2 separate regions of the Homo sapiens genome follow, and region 2 is linked to region 1. Evidence: chromatin contacts called from ENCODE Hi-C or POLR2A ChIA-PET data. All regions are on one chromosome and are shown on one strand. The core of a region is the stretch at or near the end of the contact, and the rest is flanking DNA. Distances in the headings are between cores, read along the strand shown. Region 1 holds the start of ARID1A (AT-rich interaction domain 1A). Region 2 holds the start of YTHDF2 (YTH N6-methyladenosine RNA binding protein F2).

Evidence for each region. Hi-C counts contacts between places; a loop is a spot of excess contacts on that map. ChIA-PET counts read pairs that join two places held with the same protein, here RNA polymerase II (POLR2A). Pooled maps may share reads with other maps.
Region 2: a pooled map shows a loop between it and region 1 (4-fold over the local background). The contact joins the promoter of YTHDF2 here to the promoter of ARID1A in region 1. A Hi-C loop is called at or near these places in 2 of 50 pooled maps. POLR2A ChIA-PET finds 5 or more read pairs at or near these places in 2 of 52 experiments (K562 and activated CD4-positive, alpha-beta T cell).

What each region holds. Positions count from the first base shown.
Region 1 is chr1:26,690,443-26,697,264 of GRCh38, reverse strand. ARID1A (AT-rich interaction domain 1A) reads right to left here and starts at 1,250. Exons shown (of 20, transcript NM_006015.6): 1 at 1-1,250. The coding sequence starts at 861. LOC124900417 (translation initiation factor IF-2-like) reads left to right here and starts at 860. Exons shown (of 2, transcript XM_047439473.1): 1 at 860-1,048; 2 at 1,300-5,357. The coding sequence starts at 860. The coding sequence ends at 1,986. LOC105376888 (a long non-coding RNA gene) reads right to left here. Exons shown (of 3, transcript XR_001737950.2): 3 at 6,453-6,489. LOC101928728 (a long non-coding RNA gene) reads left to right here and starts at 3,134. Exons shown (of 1, transcript NR_135804.1): 1 at 3,134-5,355. RefSeq lists silencers at 1-236, 287-616, 987-1,146, 1,237-1,566 and enhancers at 545-1,480, 1,481-2,417, 4,250-4,349, 4,066-4,580.
Region 2 is chr1:28,734,527-28,741,348 of GRCh38, reverse strand. YTHDF2 (YTH N6-methyladenosine RNA binding protein F2) reads right to left here and starts at 4,409. Exons shown (of 5, transcript NM_016258.3): 1 at 4,202-4,409; 2 at 3,667-3,691; 3 at 3,011-3,090. The coding sequence starts at 4,228. RefSeq lists enhancers at 3,803-3,912, 3,795-4,693, 5,013-5,062, 5,593-6,492.

The sequences.
Region 1 (6,822 bases), core at 1-2,500:
GGGAGTTCCCCCGCCGGCCGCGGAGGGGCCGCCTCCCCCCATGGCCCCGAAGCGCTGCTGAGCGAAGGACGAAGACGACGAGGAGGCGGAGGCGCTGGAGGAGGGAGGCGGCTTGGAGCCGGCAGCCGCCGCCGCGCCGGAGCCCGGAGTGCCACCTCTCGGGGAGCTCAGCGCGTAGGCCGGGGCGGGCGGGGGGTAGGCGCTGCGGTTGGGGTAGTAGGAGTTGTACTGGTGGTTGGGGAAGCCGTGGTCGTGAGAGTTCTGCTGGGGCCCCGCGTAGGGCTCCAGGCCCCCGCCGCCGCCGCTCTGCAGCGCTGCCAGGCCAGGGCTTTGTTGTCCGCCATGTTGTTGGTGGAAGACGGCGGCCGCGGCGGCGGCGACGGCAGACGGGCTCCGGCCGTAGGGTTGCCCGAAGCCGTAGGCTGGGGGCGGCAAGGCGGCCGCGGCTGAGTGAGGAGGCGCCCCCACCCCATCGCTGCTGCCGCCACCGCCGCCGCCGGGCGGCTCCGTGAGGTTATTGTTCAGGGCGGGCCTAGGGCCCGCGTTCCCGTTCGAGTTCTTCAGGTCCGGCTCCGCGCCGGGCCCGCCGCCGCTGCCGGCTCCGCCGCCGCCGCCACCCCCATTGCTCTCGGCCCCGTCCTGCAGCTCCTTTCCCAGCGGCTGCGGCGGCCCCACGGCGGGGCCCTCGCTTTCCTGCCCGGCGGCTGCCTTCATTTCCCCGCGCTCGGCCGCTGCCGCCGCCGCCGCCTCGCCCCCCGCCTCCTCCCGCTGCTGCTGCTCGGCTTTCTTCAGCTCCGAGGGCGGCGGCGGCGGCGGGTTGCCCAGGCTGCTGGCGGCGGCGGGGGCGACCTGCGCGGCCATGATCCCCGCTGTCTCGTCCGCGGAGAGACCCGGCCCTGTCTTCGTCTTCTCCCCCCCTCCCACCCCGCCCCGGGGCCCAGTCCCCCGGGCTGCCCTCCCCACCCGCCCGGGCGGGCCTCGCGGGGCTCCGCTGCTGCGCTGCGCTCGCTCCTCTCCCCCCCGCCCCGCCGGCTCAGGCTCCGGGCTGGCGGCGGCGGAGGAGGAGGAGGCGGCGGCGGCGGCCGAGGCGCCGGCGGCTCAGCTGCTCCCGGCTCTGTAGGCTCGGGACCCGGCTCTCCCGGCTCATTCCCCCCAAGCCCTTGCCTGGGAATGAGGGGGGCGGTGGAGGCTCCGCTCCCCAGGGCCTGGCCCCGCTGTGACTCTCCGCTTTCTGCTGCCGGAGAAAGGAGGAGGGAGGGAGGGAGGGAGGCGAGGGGGAGGGGGCGGGGAGGGAGGGAGGGAGCGGGGGGAGGGGGACCCGGGACGGGCGGGCTGGAGGGCGCGCGGCAGCAGCCGGGGCGCCGGGAGCCAGAGTCAGAGCGCGGGCCGAGCCCGGCGCCCTGCCTCCCCTCGCCAGCTGCGGCTTGGGTCGAGGCTGCTGCGCGGCAGCGGGCGGGCGAGCAAGCGGTCGGCCGGACTGAGCGGCTAGAGCGCCCCACTCTCCTCCGAGTCCCCCTCACTCCGACACGAGGCTCAGCACTGCCATTTTACCCAGCGCCGTCGCGGCCGCCTGGCAAACCCGGAGTGGAGAGCGGAGCGGGCGCAGGCCGTGGAACGGACTCGCTCCCTTCCCTTCACAAAGGAGGAGGGGAGAGAACAAGCCGCGGCGGCGGCAGGCCCTCAGCCGCTTTCGCTAGGCAGCGCCGCCGCCGAAGGCTTCGGAGAAAACCCGGCCCGGAGCCCGCGCATCTCTGGAGCCTGCGCCGCCTCCCTCCCGGCGTCCCTATCCAGGTCTGTCCCCTCCCGGCCGTACCGAGGGGAGCGGGCAGCGTGAACTTTACCCGCGGCTGCAAAATTGGCCAGAGCCTGAGACCGCGGCCGCCTCGGCCCAGCCCTGACCCCCTGGCAGCGGGCCCGGTCCGTTGGCTGCTGCTTAGCACCTCTACAGCACTTTTCGTCTTCAAAGCCTTCTACGGACCCCGCTAAAGACCCAACCTTTTTTACCCTCTTTGCAAGCCCGAAAGAATGACTGATCATTGTTCAGACGATTCGTTTCCCACTCGCCTGCCCTCATTAGCCGGTCCTTACAAGGCTCTGGGGGCATGAGGTCCGGATTATCCCCATTTTACAGAATTGAAAGAGAGGGGAGGGAACTGCCTGTCACTTAAAGTCAGAGGGCAGAGGAGGGTGACTTTAAAAAGAAGTGGAGTCACCAAAGCTGCCTTCGGTCTACTTGCCTTTAAAAAAAAAAAAATCAAGTTGTGAGCACATTCAACAATGGGATCAGAATATCAAAATGGATTTGAAGTCAAAACTGATCATCTCACCACTAACTTAAAATGGAGGCCACTGAAGTTGCTTTAGGAGCATAGAACAGTTACCCAGCAGGAAAACCTAAACACCGTTTCTCACTCCCTCTTAAGAAAACTTAGCCTACCATGACAAGTAGCCCCAGTCTCCAAAGACAGTACCTTCTAATACTGAAAACCCACAGAAGAGGCTCCAGGGACTGCAGGAACCTGAGTGTTCAAACCATTACAGAAGAGAGATGCAGAAAATGGAAACCATTTTCTCCTTGAAGAAAAGGCACAGTCCAACAAGTCACTTAGAAAATGGATGCTTGTCAGATTTGTTTTCTATCCTGTAGCGTAAAGATTGTTTAAAGTTTACCATTACATTCTAAGAGACCCCGATTGAGCTGGAGTTGGGTAGAAGGCCAGGTTTATCTGAAAAGATCGACATACACAGAAAGCTCCAGTGTTCTCCTGATCTACAGGCCCCACCAAATCCCAGCAGCAGCCTTTTCTTCCTCAGGCTGACTTGGAATGTTCTGATATGACAGGCTACAAAAGCCAGAGGGGATTCCAGCTCCTCACCAGACCCAAGGCTGCCTTGGGAAAGGCCCAGGCCAGTGTTCCTAGACACCAGGATCTCTTTTCCCCCTCAGATTTTGTAAAGGGAGACTTCATGGCCACAGGAGCATTATCTTAGATTATGCAGGACCCGGGAGTGCTGGCAATGTCCCTGGTCACTATGAATAATTCCAAAGCCTGAACTCATTTCTCTCCCCAAGAAAACTTACTGCATCCTACACCAGAAAGGCAAAACCTTCCTGTTAATCTAAGAGTGATGAGATTTAAAAAAAAAAAAAATCCCACAGTTTTATTCTTCTCCCCTCCCCCGGCCTCAAGCCAAGAACCAAACCAGCCTACCAAGAAGATCCGACTGACTGGTATGGGCCAGTGCCCTCTTTTCACTCACAGTCCTCAGGGGCAACAACTCTCCCCGGTGCATTAGGTCCTAGAAACCAAATTATAGGCTGCCTCATAAATAGAGCTTGGCTATTTAATCAACTGCCCCTGAGCTGGCAAACAGTCCTGAGTCCTGCACACAAATGAGGATTTTTTTACATGCCATTACTCTGCCATTTTCCTTAGAGCTGGGGTGTAATGGGAAACCTGGAGCCCAGTGAAAATCTGGAAGCTAGAATGGATTTCTCTCCAAAGAAAGCCCTCATCCCCTTTCTTCAATGGCTGTGAAATATGGAAAGCGCCAAAAATCTCCTTCCCTACACGTGGGCAAGCTGTTTTGAAAACAGTCACCATTTTTCTCTAGCAATAAGGTAAAGTGCACAAAAATCTATCCACCTGGGTTGGAGGAGATAATGTGGAATTTCTCTACTTTTTTTTTTTTTTAATTCACTAGGGTTCTCTTCCACTTTTACTTTTAGAGCCCCACACCACGATCCCAGGAAATGTTGGGCTGAGGGAACTTTTTTAGAAACTGGCCCATCAGCTTTCCCTAGGGGCAGTGGCAACGGGAAAGCGGGGGAGGGGAGGAGCTGGGCACGTGGCTGGCCCGAGCAGCGAGACCCCGGCTGGGGGCAGTGGGTCCTCCCTTCGGTGGAGTTTTTTCCCCCACGGCCCCTGCCTTTTAACCCCACACCCAGGCAGCTCAGGAATCCCGGCGCAGATTGGAGAACTAGGACTAGGACAGCGCTACCCTCGCGAAAGCACCTCGGCCAACAGCCTGATGGCAAATATGGACTGAATCGTTGACATGGAAACCGGACTAAAGTCTCGCTAGCTCTCCCTCACAGGAGAGTTCTTATCGCCGTCCCCGACCGCACGGCACTTAGCAAACGCGGACTGGATTTGAGGCCTGGAGGATCAGGCGGAGTTTCTGGGCGTATTAACTCCAGCGGCAGAGCAGCCAAGGAAGGGGGCAGGGCTGCCAGGACAAACCGGCTGAAAATGGCAGAGGATGTGCTCCCATTTTATCCGGCTGCACAGCGTGCATGGATTGGGCCCGAGGACAAGGGAACAACCTATTAAAATCCAGAGAGTCAACTGCAAAATGTGGAACCGAGGCCTGGAGGGTTTGCTAGGAGAGGGAAACGTTTGCAGGGAAGACAGCCCTTCCTTTCTCGCAATTTGCTTCCCCTAAATGTCTGAAATACAAAACTCAACAAACAAACAGAAGATCGGGCTCGGCTCCTTCCTCCACCCAATCCTTGTGGGAGAAGTCGTCTTAAGCCCAGGGACCCTAGCGAGGGTTTGCTTAGATTCCTAACTAAGGCGTGGAGAATCGCTGGAGCGCCAGGTTGTTGCCCCCACACGTTCCCGCCGCGGAACAGCAGCAGACACCCAGCAGAGCTCTCTCGAGTGCGAACTGGAGCTGCGAGTTTGAGCAAAAGGGCAACTATGTCAGTTGACGGAAGCCAGAAGCAGAGTTCAAAGCCTGGCGTGGATTTCCGTCTGGAGCTGTCTGTTCTTAAAGTTTGTAACTCCGTGTTAAGAAACAGCCCCAGCGGAGGCTTTGGGATCGGTGTGAAAGTCTAGCACTACCATCTGACAGCGAGCTGCAAAACTTTGGGCTGCATATTAAGCGAGGAAAGTGGATTGAAGCGAGAGTCAAGGCAATTCATTATGTTACCGGCTCCCATACGGGAGCTGTAAAATACGAACTGGATGCACACACGGAGAAAAATGGAATGAACTCGGAATGGCATTCAACAGCTCTTCGCGGTAAAACTGTGACTGCCAAGGATCTAGAATCCCAAAGGAGCAAACCAGGAGGCCTCAAACTTGGTTGGCACACAATAAATGCTTTTCTAGATCTTTTCCCCACTCATCTCAAACTCTTAAGCAATTTGGGGTCATTTATATTTCAGAATAAGGAACACATTTTGAGAAATGTTAATTTCTGAATGAGACTTTTTTTCCCCAAAGTAGCTGTGAAAAAAAGAGCCTCAGGCATAAGTCAGCCAGCTTATTTTGTCTCAATATAAATTAAAAATTACCCTCACCACCACCTCCACCAAAACTGAAATAAAAAATAAAATAAGTAAAAGTCCAGGCTGGTCTGGCTTGTGGCAGGTTTCAAACAAAAATAACACCCAGGGCCAGTCTAATATGAGGAAAAAGATACCAAGGCTTTCATATTCTTCTAAGTACAGCCTCACTCACCAGTCTCACTGGTGAGCTTGCTGACCAGTGAGCTTATTTTTGTGGAAAAGACTGAGTAAAGCTACTACTAATATTTTTTAAAAAAACAAAAAACAAAAAAACGGGACTGGGGTTTCATAAAACCACTGGGCAGATCAGGAAATTTGGATTTCTTATTTCTGCTGAGCTCATTGAAGATTTGTATTCACCAACTAATACAAAAAATACTGTATGAAAAACCTACTTAAAGCTTGAGCCGCGCGTGGTGGCGCACGCCTGTAATCCCAGCACTTTGGGAGGCCGAGGCAGGCAGATCACGAGGTCAGGAGATCGAGACCATCCTTGCTAACACGGTGAAACCCCGTTTCTACTGAAAATACAAAAAATTAGCTGGGCGTGGTGGCACCCGCCTGTAATCCCAGCCACTCGGGAGGCTAAGGCAGGAGAATCGGTTGAACCGGGGAGGCGGAGGTTGCAGTGAGCTGAGATGTCGCCACTGCACTCCAGCCTGGGCAACAAAGGGAGACTCCGTCTCAAAAAACAAAAAACAAAACAAAACAAAAAAAAGCTTGATAGCCTCTTCATAGTCAATCAAAAGAGAAACTTAACAATTTTGTGCTTGGTACTTATTACACTAAGCTGTTTTTAGATCTGGAAGGCTAAGCACCAACAATATTACCAAGGTAAGGTCACCAATCTTAGCACAGAAGGCTATTGCCCAGGAACAGGAAAAGTCTGTTATCTAGGATTTCCCATGTTAAACCAATGTAGGTTGCTTTTGTTTTGTTTTGTTCTTTAAAACCAACCTAGGGAAATTTCACACATATAAAATGATTATAAGGGAAGTTTTTGAGAGTTGACAAGAAAATCAGAAGGAAAAATCAAACACTGTATTCTAGGTGGAGATTTCTTTCAGCCCTTGCCTGCATAAAGCTTTCTTACACTGCCATTTTACTGAGTTAGGAAAAAGAGTCAGTGGGGAAGTTTCTCACAGCAACTCTGGAATGGATCTGGAATGGAGTCTTTTATTCCAACACAAGTTCTGTAGAAGAGTTGGAAAGAGAAGGAAAAAACAGTGTAAGCACAGACAAAATGGAGGGAGGCAGGCATGCAGTCCTATGAAATAGGATAGGTGGCTAAAAAAGCAAATGTGCTGTCTGTTCTCTGCAAAGCAACCACCTTAAGAGAATCCTCCAGCATGATGATACTGGGTGTTTTTGTATAAGAATCAAAGAAAATCCAAAGAAATCTATTAGGTATAAGACAGGAATTGAGTGGCCCCTAATGAAAAACATTCTGACTAGCTTTAATAGGGTTTAAACCCATCTATCCCTACAGAAAATGCCTATTCCTAAAGATAAAATGGACCAAACAA
Region 2 (6,822 bases), core at 3,160-5,659, 2.0 Mb before region 1:
TCTAGCCCAGGCAACAGAGCCAGACTGTCTCAAAAAAATAAAATAAAAACAGGCCGGGCACAGTGGCTCACGCCTGTAATTCCAGCATTTTGGGAGGCTGAGGCGGGCAAATCACTTGAGGCCAGGAGTTGGAGACCAGCCCGGCCAACATGGTGAAAGCCCGTCTCTACTAAAAATACAAAAATTAGCCAGGCGTGGTGGCACCTGCCTGTAATCCCAGCTACTCAGGAGGCTAAGGTGGGAGAATTGCTTGAACTCAGGAGACAGAGGTTGCAGTAAGCCGGACTGCACCACTGCACTGCAGCCTGGGCAACAGAGCAAGACTCCGTCTCAAAAAAAATAAATAGCCGGGCGCGGTGGCTCACACCTGTAATCCCAGCAATTTGGGAGGCCAAGGTGGGAGGATCACGAGGTCAGGAGATCGAGACCATCCTGGCTAACACAGTTAAAACCCCGTCTCTAGCAAAAATACAAAAAATTAGCCAGGTATGGTGGCGGGCGCCTGTAGTCCCAGCTACTCGGGAGGCTGAGGCAGGAGAATGGTGTGAACCCAGGAGGTGAAGGTTGCAGTGAGCCGAGATCGCACCACTGCACTACAGCCTGGGTGACAGAGTGAGACTCTATCTCAAAAATAAATAAATAAATAATACATAAAAACAAAAGTGAGGTCTTTTCACACATACCCTTTTCACATTTAAAATTTCTCACAAAGGTAAGGTTAAAAATTTTAGCAGACCCAAATCCACATATATAAGAAATTCAGCCTATAATCAACAGATTAAACTTGAAGTATTATTCCAAAATAGGGTAATGAAAAATTGGCTAAAAAGTAGATGACTTACTCTAGACAATGAACTAGATTCTCAGGTTACCCTTCCTCATCTACTCATCTAAGATTTATATTATTAGCCAAATTTTTTTTAAACAAAGACATTTAAGCTTTGGCTTACCTGAGAAAGAAAAATCAAATGCACTTAATATCACAGGTTATGCCAAGACACAGTTGAATGTCTGTACCTGAACTGGCAGGCTCCCACATGCTCAAGCTAAAAAATTTGAATTACACAATGTTTTACAAGAACTACCTAGAATTATGCTTCTAAATGCTCCAACTCTCCCTGTTATAATGATTATGTAAGCAAACTACTTCAATAGCAGGAACCTATTAATAGTTCATTCCTCTACTTCCTTCCCTACTTTTCCTGATTAACTGGTTGTGTTTTGTGAAAACTTTTTTCCAATCACTTGCTCAAGTGGTTTCTATACTTTCAGTGTTGAAAATTTTACACAGGGATTCTACAAGTTTTATGTGATAATCAGATCCATATATGGGCATGCAGTTATTCAGGACTACCAACTATGTTTCATACAGCATACGTTCAGAACTTATAAATTTCTTGACCTTTCAGGGCATTTTGGAAGATATATTGCCAGTTTTCCTTTTGGCCTATTAATCTGGGGAGTTAAATTAGTTACAACAGTGTAACTGTCTTTGGAATCAGAGATAATAATACAAAAGAACTGCTGAATCAAACAAGTTTCTACATGCACAGGTCATATTAGTATTTGAATCTACATGCAACTTTAAAAGACTATGCCACAAAAACCTCCAACGTTATTGATCTTCATTTGTGCTAAACAGTATTTTAACTTTCACTCCATTTTATAAATCCTACACCTCCCTTCGGTGAGAAATAAAGTATTCTCCACAGATGTAGGTGCAGCTCAACTCAAAAATTTCCTGACTCAGCCGGGCATGGTGGCTCACACCTGTAATCCCAACACTTCTGAGAGGTCGAGGAGGGCGGACCTCTTGAGCTCAGGAATTCAAGACCAGATTGGGCAACATAGTGAAACCCCCATCTCTACAAAAAAATTAAAAAAATTAGCCGGGCATGGTGGTCCCAGCTACTTGGGAGGCTGAGGCGGGCAAAATCACCTGGTAGGCAGAGGTTGCAGTGAGCCGAGATTGCACCACTGCACTCCAGCCTGGGTGACAAGAGTTGACACTACGTCTCAAAAAAAAAAAAAAAAAAATTTCCTAACTCCGAAATAGTTCTGATAATCTAAGAACCCATAAACTAGAGAAAAGAAAGACAGCCAGTCCTGCAGCACTGAATGAAGTTCAGGTGACTATTTTTTAGAGACCAGATCTTGTTCTGTCACCAAGGCTGGAGCGCAGTGGCTTTTCACAGGTATGATCGTAGATAGCTCACTGCAGCTTCAAACTTCTGGGCTCAAGAGATCTTCCCGCCTTCAGGTGATTTTACATTAGAACTTTCCCTATCATATGAATCCAAAGTTCTCTGGGGTGAAAATTCAGAATATTTAACACTGTAAGAATCCCTAAATTCTGCACTGCTACATTCTTGGTAAGGAAGAAGACAATTATTCATGCACATGTTACTGCCAGTAGAGTGTTATCAGTATTACGTTCTCAATACAGTATGGTTGCTGATATTACAGAGATGGGAATCTCAACGGCCTAGGACATTTGCAGTTAACTGTTTTATAATACATTAATAGGTATTAAGGAGGTGAACCCTCAGAACATGGGATTTCCTGATAGAGGGCAGAGAAAAAATACAGGTATTAAGAAAGTGAATCCTCGGCTAGGCGTGGTGGCTCACGCCTGTAATCCCAGCACTTTGGGAGGCCAAGGCGGGTGAATCACCTGAGGAGTTCAAGACCAGCCCGGCCAACATGAAACCCCGTCTCTACTAAAAAAATAGAAAAACTAGCTGTGTGCGGTGGTGCACACGTGTAATCCCACCTACTCGGGAGGCTGAGACAGGAGATTCGCTTGAACCCGAGAGGCGGAAGTTGGAGCGAGCCGAAATTGCGCCACTACACCCCAGCCTGGGCGTCAGAGCGAGACTCAGTCTCAAAAAAACAGAAAACAGAAAAAAGAAAAAAAAATGAATCCTCAGAAAATGGGATTTATTGGTAGAAGGCGGAGAAAGAATATACCACACCCTTCGATTAGATATGTAAATAGTTAACTACTCACGGGCCTTGCCTGTGGACTCAAGTAAGGTTCAAAATCATCATCGTTTAATCCATCCTTTTGATGTACAGATCCATTTTGTACTAAAGAAAAAAAAATTCAATTAGGAGTGTCCCAATCCTACAATCTTCCTTTCAAATTAGTTCATATATGCTAACCAGAGAAAAACCTTACTAGTTAACAAAGCACGTAAGATTGAACTTCAAAAGGGTAAGAGATGACAGTGAATGCTGAAGCGACAGTCGCCAGTGAAAATGTCCCCCTCCACCCAGAGCAAGTTGATCTAAAAAGGTCATTTTATTGGCTCCTCTGGATTTCCATTCCCTCCCGCTTCCCCTCCCCCATCACATGAGAGTACTTCCAGAGAGTGATCCACGAGGATGAAAAACAAAGGCCTTCTAAGACCTACAGGAAACTAAGGACCTGGAGCGTTTCAAAACCCAATCCACCCCCACCCTTAATGAATTACTCCTTGTTAGCGAAAAAGCTGTTCGCCAGCTGCAAGAACACACCGAAAGGGTCAAAATACTTAAGTGTGCGGCACCTGCGAACTAAGCGGCTTCCGAAAGGTCCTCCGCCCGGGGCGCTTCCCGGAGACCCCGCCCCCACCGCCCCGCGTCCCCCTCCCGGCTCAGGGCCACCGGCGGAGCGGGACTTACCTTTGTTTCCTTGACCTTTTGGTCTCTGCAGGGGAAGGAAACGTCGCCGAGCAGCAAGTTGTCCAAAGGAGAAATGGAAAAGGAAGAACAAATTAAGGCAGGGCCCGAAGGGAGAATAAAGGAGCAGGCCCGAGGGGAGGCGTCAGGAATGGTAGTGAGGAAGAGGCTGAAAATGGGAGGCGGGGGAAAGCGCCAGGCCCGTGGGGCAGGGGAGAAAACGCGGCAGACGCGCCACCGGCGACGCGAGGAACCCAGGGCTTTAAGGAAGGGGAAGGAAACAAGGAAGGAAAACGAGGCCCGCCGAGAGAAGGGAACGCGGCGCGGCCCGGCCCGTGGGCTCCGAGGCCCGAGGAGAAGCGGGAAGAACAGGCTGAGGGAGAGGCGCCGGGCGCGGCCGGCCTGAGAGGCCCGAAACCTGGCCCGCAAGAGACGACGCCTCGGCTCGGCTCGGCCTGCCCAGGAGCGGCGGGCCCGGGCCTAGTCGGGCTCCTTCTCGCCTCACACAATGGCCGAGGCATGCGGGCCGGGCCTGTACCTGCTCCAAGAGGCTGCTGGCCGACATGGCTCTCAGATCCTCACGGGCGGCGACGGCGGCGAACTCTCCTCAGCGCGGCGGCGGCGGCAGATGAGCCCCGTCTGCGGGAGCAGGCGGAGGCTTTTGTCCCTGACACTCGGGGGCCTCGGCGGACGCAGCGGAGACACAGCGCGCGGCTCAGGCTCCGGCTCCGACTCGGCGACGCTCTAGCCCAAGAGCTCAATGCCCGTCTCTATGCTTTTACGCGCGCGCCCGCCCCCCACCGCCTAAAGCAGAGCGCCGAACAGCGGAGGCGGGCGGCGCGCGCGGCGCGAGCGCTGACTCTCACATTCACTCACCCACGCGGAAGGGGCCCGGCGCGAAGAACCCCGGGAAGGGAGAGGCCGGCCGCTGCGCCCTCTGGCGGATTGGAGGAGCGGAAGCCGTGCTCACGGCCTCCCCGCCCCCACCGCCCCAGGATTAAGGCCTAGGGGGTTTGGGACGACCAGGGTCGCACCACGAGGTTTCGACTAACACCTGGAAAGACTAGCTCTGGCTTCAGAAGAACGACAAAAGCCGGTTTCTCAGTGAGGGAGGGGCCTCCGAAGCCCGCGAGACCTTAAAATGAACCTGCCTTCCAGCTGCAAGTGATACCCCACCCCCATCTGGGAGGTAACCCGACCCCTAGGGAGTCACACAGTCCCCAGGGAAACTTCATGGGGGCCCTGTCCGGGAGTGACCCGCCCCCGCCCCCGCGAGGGGCTTGGTCATCCTCTGTTAGCCGACTACAGAAAGAGTACCCAGAGAGCAAAACACACACCGAAAGAATCCAGTCTCCCGCAAAAGAGATTCACCCCTTAGCATTGCAGGAAGGAGAATCTACAATTTATTTTCGGGGAAATCGCTGGCCCCAAGATAATCTGTTAAATTGTGGACTTTATTTCCAAGAAAAATACACCTCATGCATCTACACAAAACTTTCAAGGAGTCCGGAGAACCTATGAATCTTAAGGACCTCAAGAGGGAAGCAAGGAAATTAACATTATTGAAATACCAGCTGTGGGCCAGGCTTTGTTGTTAGGTATTTTCAAACACATTAAAGTCTTTCGACAACTTCAAAATCGCTATCAGTCTTTCGGTTTTTTACGACTGGAAAAACAGAAAGCTTAAGTAATGTGCCCAAGTTTACAAAACTATTAAATAGCCAGGTGTATCTGACACTAACATAATGGTATCTCTCTACCCCTACGAGACTCTGTATTAGGGAACCAGAATATAGGGGAGATGCAAAGGATGGGCAAAAGTATTTTCAATCAGAAGCAAAGCCAACTCATGCAGGAATATTTGATACTAGGAAAGCCCATCTAATAGCTTTTGTTATTGCAAGTACGTCGTGGTAAACAGGTAACTAATGCACTAATTGTCAACCTCGTACTATCCACACGCTGGATATAGGAGGCTTGGGTGGACTCGGTAAAATAAATAACATGGCATCTTGGATTTAACATCATAATTTGGTCAAAGTGCTCAAAGCACTTTTTTTCTCTGCCCATAATCACATTTATGGTAGGAATGAGTAAGGTCAGGCACCAAAGGTGAAGGACTTTTAATGGAGACAGTAAAATGTCAAGTCTGGGAGCATAGATTCCATCAAGGGAATAGAATAAACCTAGTAATACTTCTTTTTAAAGATACTCGGCTACGGCGGGCGCGGTGGCTCATGTTTGTAATCCCAGCACTTTGGGAGGCCAAGGCGGGCCGGATCATGAGGTCAGAAGATCGAGACCATCCTGGCCAACATGGTGAAATCTCGACTCTACTAAAAATACAAAAATTAGCTGGGCATGGTGCCATGCACCTGTAGTCCCAGCTAATCGGAGGCTGAGGCAGGAGAATCGCTTGAACCCGGGAGGCAGAGGTTGCAGTGAGCCGAGATCACGCCATTACACTCCAGCCTGGGCAACAGAGCGAGACTCGTCTCAAAATAAATAAATAAATAAATAACAAATAATAATAATCAGCCACTTAGCTCCATGGCCCAGATTTATGTATAAACTGTAAGCGGTTGCCTATACTTACCCTTGGAGGCAACATGGCATTGTAAAAACAGCATTAGACGAGAAGTCATATGCTGGGAGACAAAGGGTCTAAATAATGGTTTCCCCACCCAGATGTGCAATACTGGGTAAACAACTAAAACCTTTCTTAGATTCCCTCATTTGATAAAGGGGATGATGGATAATGATACCTACCCAACAGGTTTGTCGTGAAGATAAACTTTAAAAAAAAAAAAAAAAGCCGGGTGCGGTGGCTCACGCCTGTAATCCCAGTATTTTGGGAGGCCGAGGAGGGCAGATCACCCGAGGTCAGGAATTCAAGACTAGCCTGCCCAACACGGTGAAACCACGTCGGTACTAAAAATACAAAAATTAGCTTGAGCGTGGTGGTGGGCCCCTGGAATCCCAGCTACTCGGGAGGCTGAGGCAGGAGAATCACTTGACCACAGGAGGCGGAGCTTGCAGTGAGCCGAGATCGCGCAATTGTACTCCAGCCTGGGTGATAAAGCGAGACTCTGTCTCAAAAAAGTAAATAAAATAAGTAAAATTAAAATTTTTTTAAAAGCTGACATTAAAGCATGTGTG